2 separate regions of the Homo sapiens genome follow, and region 2 is linked to region 1. A link is a loop called in an ENCODE intact Hi-C map of the cell type or tissue named here. Cell type or tissue: CD4-positive, alpha-beta T cell. All regions are shown on one strand. Links, peaks and the distances in the headings refer to the core of each region. The heading gives the core; the rest is flanking DNA. Region 1 has its middle 390 kb from the start of ACTL7B. Region 2 overlaps LOC105376214 (a long non-coding RNA gene).

What was found. Hi-C counts contacts between places; a loop is a spot of excess contacts. Peaks named below come from ENCODE experiments on the same cell type or tissue, not always from the same donor. Only the 100,000 strongest peaks of a DNase experiment are listed, where the experiment ranks them.
Region 2: it touches region 1 in a loop (4-fold over the local background); 3 of 110 quality-filtered maps call a loop at or near these places.

Annotation. Positions count from the first base shown.
Region 1 is chr9:108,468,141-108,471,066 of GRCh38, reverse strand. No RefSeq gene overlaps it. Among named protein-coding and RNA genes, the nearest start is that of ACTL7B, 390 kb to the left of the region's middle. In CD4-positive, alpha-beta T cell, for the core only: no CTCF peak of the experiment used is centred there; a DNase peak (open chromatin) is centred at 1,236.
Region 2 is chr9:108,413,573-108,416,498 of GRCh38, reverse strand. The region is part of intron 1 of LOC105376214 (a long non-coding RNA gene); the gene reads left to right. Among named protein-coding and RNA genes, the nearest start is that of ACTL7B, 440 kb to the left of the region's middle. In CD4-positive, alpha-beta T cell, for the core only: no CTCF peak of the experiment used is centred there; no DNase peak of the experiment used is centred there.

The sequences.
Region 1 (2,926 bases), core at 91-2,590:
GTCCAGGGTGGAAAATTGGGCCCTGTGTTGTAGAGGAGCATGGAGACCTGCACCTGGGCCAACTGTGCATCCTTTGCGGACTCCCTCTGAGCGTGCTGTGTGGGTGCTCTTTCCATCCAATGTGAGCTCATCTGTTCATGTCATGTTGGAGCAGGCTCCTTAAACCTTGTGGGAGATGCTCCGTTGCTTTTCCAGTTTCTGGAATGTGTTCTGTATTCTTCACCGCAGAGCTTCTGCCTTAAACAACTCCTACCCCACCTTTTCAATATACTTCCCCAGGGAAGTCTTTTTTGATCACCAGTCTCATATAGGCATGCCTAGTGTTCACCTTCACTATCATACCACTTGTAGCTCATTTATAATCACGTCGGTTTCTTTCGATGTCATTTTGGTTAATGTTTGTGTCCTTCACTAAAATGCAAATGACTAAAATTTACTGAGAGTTTACTATTTTTCAGGAGCTTTACATGTGTTATTTAGTGTTTATAATGACTCTAAAAGGTAGATATTTATTATTATCCTTCCCATTTTCCAGATGAGGAAACTGAAGCATAGAGAGGCTAATCCATTTATTCAAGGTTCTGTGGATTACAGATGGCAGAGTTGATAATCAGGTTAGATGGGCGATTTGGTTCCAGGGTTCACTCTACTCATGCCAATGCTATTTGCCATGATGGTAGGGGCTGTGGATATATTTGCTTACCATGGTATCCTCTATGCCTAACTCCTGGCTCATAATAGGCCCTCAATAGATACATGTTAACTCATGAGAGTGTACCAATTCGTTTGTCTTAATTTTAGAGTTTCTCTGCTCTTGTTGCGAGGAGAAAGGGGACAGATATGTGTACACAATAATGTTGGTGGTTACAACTCAGCCTTCTAAGCATTTGGTACCTTTAGAGACAGGCCACAGAAACACCAGGAAAAGACGGCTGACAATAGGGCTGTGACTCTAGGACCTTGTGTTGCACCCTCACTGCTTGCCTTTTCGTCACTGTGGTACATTCCACCCATGCTTCACCTCGATGCCAATGGAAAACAGCTCTATAACACTTCCTATGGAACCCAGTCCAAGAATCATGGTAAAGGATGGTGGGGATGAGAGCCAGTGGACATTTTCCATTTCAGATGTGGTTAAGGGCAGAGTTCCCTCTTGGTTTGTCCTAAACTTTGGCCCCATGGTGACTAAGGAGGATGACTCACCAGTGTTCTTCCTATTTTCAGTATTAAAATAATTCTAACCCAATCTAGTTTCCATTGCCGTGGAAGGCAAACCACAGCCGTGTTGAGTTTGTTAATACTTAAAGCAGAAACAGAAAGGGAGCCGAGGATAAAGGCGTCGACGCCCTGGGGAACATATACTTGCTTTATGGTCTACTGCGGAGGTCAAGGTTAAGGGAACTCTGATCTCACCCCATTTTATTTTTTTTCAGCTGTACAAGAAGTATCCCGGGCCAGACTCTGGGGCATCTGCTGTGGATACAGAGAGGAATAAGGCGAAATTAATTCCTCGAGTGTGTTGTATGGGGCATACATTTATATCTAGTGTGACACCATGTAGACTGTGCTGGGTTGATCTAGTTAACTGTGCTAAAATCCAAGAAGGTCCTGAAAAGAAATGCCATTTGAGTTCTTCTAGGAGGATCTGGAAGTTTGGCAAGAAGAAATGATGGAAGGGCATTCTAAATGAGGGAGTGGAATCAACAGAGGTTTGAAAGATCAAGGGGGGTTTGAGGCATAGAAAGCTATTGGTCTGGAATGGACAACACATCAGGTTTTGCAGGTCATGTTACTACATGAAGTGGAGAAAGCATAATGGGGTCATACAATGGAGGAGTTTTACACTTTAACCAATGGAGGGAAGTCAGTGGGGGAGGAGCTCTTCCATCCTCCTCTCTCCTATCTCCAACGACCTGCAGTTAAATTCGTATCTCAGATAAGCAGGCTGAAGGCAGAGAAGATGAGTGCCACAGTTCACAGGGCTCCTTCTTCAACAGGCCTGACAGGCTCTCCTGCTTCCTGAGAATTTAATCCACAGATGTTCATTTCATATCATCCTTTCAACACCATTCCATCTTTCTATCAACTAATCTCTATATCAACACCAAATTAAACCATAACCAAATTTTGCTGATGCAGGCAGGCAAGTGAGCTCCAATACTGGGGCTTAGCTGCGGAGGGTTCTTGGCTTGCCCAGGAAAGAACCAAAGGGCAAGCCAGTGGTGTTAGACAGCAATGTCTTATTGAATTGGAGTTGCTTTTTGTGGATAATGGCTAACTCAAGGCCATGTGCCCAGAGTTAGCACTCGTGCTATTGGCTAGCTGGATTTATACTAATTTTTAATTACATGCAAATCAAGGAGTCGTTTATGCAGAACTTTCTAGAAGAGGAGTAGTAACTTTGAAGTCATTGTCATGGAAACAGGAGGTAACTTTCGGGTCATTGCCATGGCATTTGTAAACTGTCATGGCACTGGTGGGAATATATTATGCTAATGAGCAATGAGGGCAACTAGCAATCTCTTTCAGCGCCACCTGCTGGTTCTGGCTGTTTTTTCCACTTCATCCTGTCTGGACTAGGAAAAAAAGTCCTGCTGGTCTCCTACCTCACTACTACTTTAAGGCACTCTGTTAGATGTTGAAAAGATGTATTGAACAGAGTAAGACAAACAGCCTTTGTGTGTCAAGATTACTCTATATATTTGCAGTAGTTCCATGAGTTTGGTATAGATGATAAACTGAGGCTTCAGGAGGTTGAGTAGCTTGACCAAGCTACTCAAGGTCATTCGGGGAGTGAGTGAAGGAGCCTGGAGCCAAACTCCGGAAGTTCCTCCGAGCTCAAGTTCCTAATCTGTTATGTGAGGAGATGATAAATACACCATGGAATAGCTGAAGATTAGAAGAGAATGCATCAATGACGCCCCAG
Region 2 (2,926 bases), core at 112-2,611, 55 kb after region 1:
ATGCTCCAACTTACACAATTGAACAGCTTATTTTCTTTGGGAAGAAAATATTTTTGTTGTAGTTTCAGTTTGTGGCCTGTGACGTTTATTGGCAAGACAATGTTTGATACAATTAACAGTTTTAAAACTACCATTTTAAAATGAATTTCATTTTAAGCTCTTCCCTTTCCAATTTTTTTTTTTTTTTGGAAGTTCAAGAGTATTTCTGAAGAAATTAAGATGGATACCAACTTTACAACATCTGGGCTAATTCAATATTCTTTATTTGCCTTTTAAATTTGAAGTTAGACGCATATGAACAAAAAGGGGCATGATTTCCAGCCATGCCTTCATGTGCTGATTTTACTATACATTGTCACAGACTGTGGAACACAGGAGGTAATAAGAGGGTTAGGTGCAGAGTGTATTCATTCTATACGTAAATTGCCCCACACCAGAAACCCAAACTTCCATCCCAGAATGCACTTGGGTACACAGAAGCTTCAAAGAGAAATATTTCCCTGGAGGGAATTGGTAAAATTGGAGTTGGGTGAACCTCAAAGCATCTCGATTCACAAACGTTGCTTATGTTTGGATTTGGAATTGAATTTGGCTCCAGCAGTTGGCATCTCTACACTGTGCTGTGAACTACCCAGTCACAGAGAAGGGGGGAGGAAGAGGAGGAGAGGAAGACTGAATTGAGGAGTAGAATTTCTAAAAACACACAATAGCGCAGTGTTGATGCAATTAAGAAAATTAGAAAATGGGGTTTAAATTGAAAAAGTCCGTCTTTATCTTTTGCTTCCTTTGTGATATCCTTTCAGTTCCATATCCTCTGTCTTCTTTGATCTCATGTGCCCTCCATTTTTCCTTCCTTTGCTTTTTCTTGTGAGATTTCTATTGAAGCCCGTTCCTCCCTTTTTTCAAGAGTTTGCCTCAAGGGCTTGAGTTTGAATTTCAGGGCTTAAAAAGGCCTGGCAGGTTACAAAACAGTATGTTCCATATGAGCTAAATGTTGGGAAGGGAAACTATGCATTTATTTATGTGTATGTATGTGTGTGCATAGATAAGAGATTAGAAGGGTACTTACACAACTTTAACAATGTTTTTTCCTGGATCATAAATGCTTTCACATTCTTCTTTTTCTTATATTCTTTGTAATGTAATGTATTGCTTCACTTTTCTGGAAAGAACACTTACACTATAATAAGTGCAATATATAAAAAAGCTGGTAATTTGGCATGGTTTTCTTACCAATTTTTAGAACCTTATATTATTTCCTGTCTTCTTTTATTTAATTTTTATTACCAGTTTTTAGTTTTACTAAAATTCTGATTGTGCGCCTATTGCGCTTCAATTATGAAAAGATGTTTTGCTGCTTCATTAAAAAATTGTTTTATTTTTAAATTAAAATTGTTTGAATATGTGCGATTAAGCAGGTATAACCACACTTTAGAGAGTGGATGAATTTCTGATATGCTGCGTGTAGGTAAGGTTTAACAAATATGTAGGGCTTTAGGGAAATATGCTCTTCTTGCAAAACAATGAAAAATACTTCCTTTGGAAATAAAGAAAATAATTTTTTCACATAAAACTTTCCTTCTTTAAAGTTTTGGATATTAATTTTTCATTATTAAGCAGGTAATGATATGGCTTAATAAAATAAAATGATTAGAAAGAGCTTAAATATGTATAGATCACATATAATTTAGCAGAAAAAGTGAATTATTAGGTATCTGTGCACACATGTGTGCATATATATATATATATATAAACAAAGGGATTAAAAATGGCTCTTAAATACTACAAAAAAGACTAAAAATAATATGTGTTAAAGATATTGCTAAATAAGAAGCATTGAAAAGAATGGGCATTATTTCAAAGCTAAATGTGTAAACTAGTAAAGATCCTGGCTACTGTTAGCTACATACTCTATTAAGAATAGAGTGAATAATCTATAGGGGGATATAGAAACATAACTCTCCTCTAAATCATGGTAATACTCACAGTTTAGATTTTCAGTAAATCACTGCCCTTGGGGTTTTAGCTGGGAGTCTTCCTTTGAGAAGAAAGTACTTCCTTATCTGGGAATACTTTTGTAATTTCGAAGATTTTACCCTCCTTGCTACAGAATTCTCTTTCCAGAACTCTCAACTATATATATAGTTGCGTGTTCTGGAAAAATCATTTGTTAATTCATTCTCAGCCATTGAAGACTTATTAAGCTATTACTATGAGCCAGGCATTGTGCTAGAGGCCAGGGATGAACGGAAAACAATTTGGCTAGTTCATTTAATTTTCAGAATAACGGAGTTCCAAAAGGATGTCTGCCAAGGAGGGCTGCTTTCCTCAAAATGAGCTAAATGGCACATGAGAACTGCATGTTTGGCCACTTCAGTTGGTGTCTGGGTTCTCGGCGAATGTCTTAGAACTAGAGCAGAGCCAGGGGGATCAAGGGAATGTCACTGCTCTAGTCTGATTTTGCTGGGAGGGAGAGCCTTATCAGGGTGACTGAGGTCAAAAAGAAACACTGACTCAGACATTTCTTGTTTTCTTAAATGCATAATCTTCAGTGAAACTCCCTTTTCATGGGCCATGACATACAGCAAAGCTAGTTTAATTCCCATTGAAAGGAAGGACAGTCTTGATTAGTAAAAATCTGCATTATAGAATATGTCTAAAAAGATGGAAATTTGATTATCTATAGGCTCATTTACTGTAACTAGCCACAGAGTTTTTAAGGAGAGCTACCATAAATTCTGCATTACAGAGGCTTAATTTATCATACATCCTAGTATGATGGTTGAAAATCATGGCTCTCTGGCCAGACAGACTGGATTCAATCACAGCCTAACCTCTTACTTGGCCTGAGACTTTGAGATACTTACTTATATTCTCTGTGTCTAAGTTTACTCATTTGTAAAACAAGGGAAATAATAGTACTTAC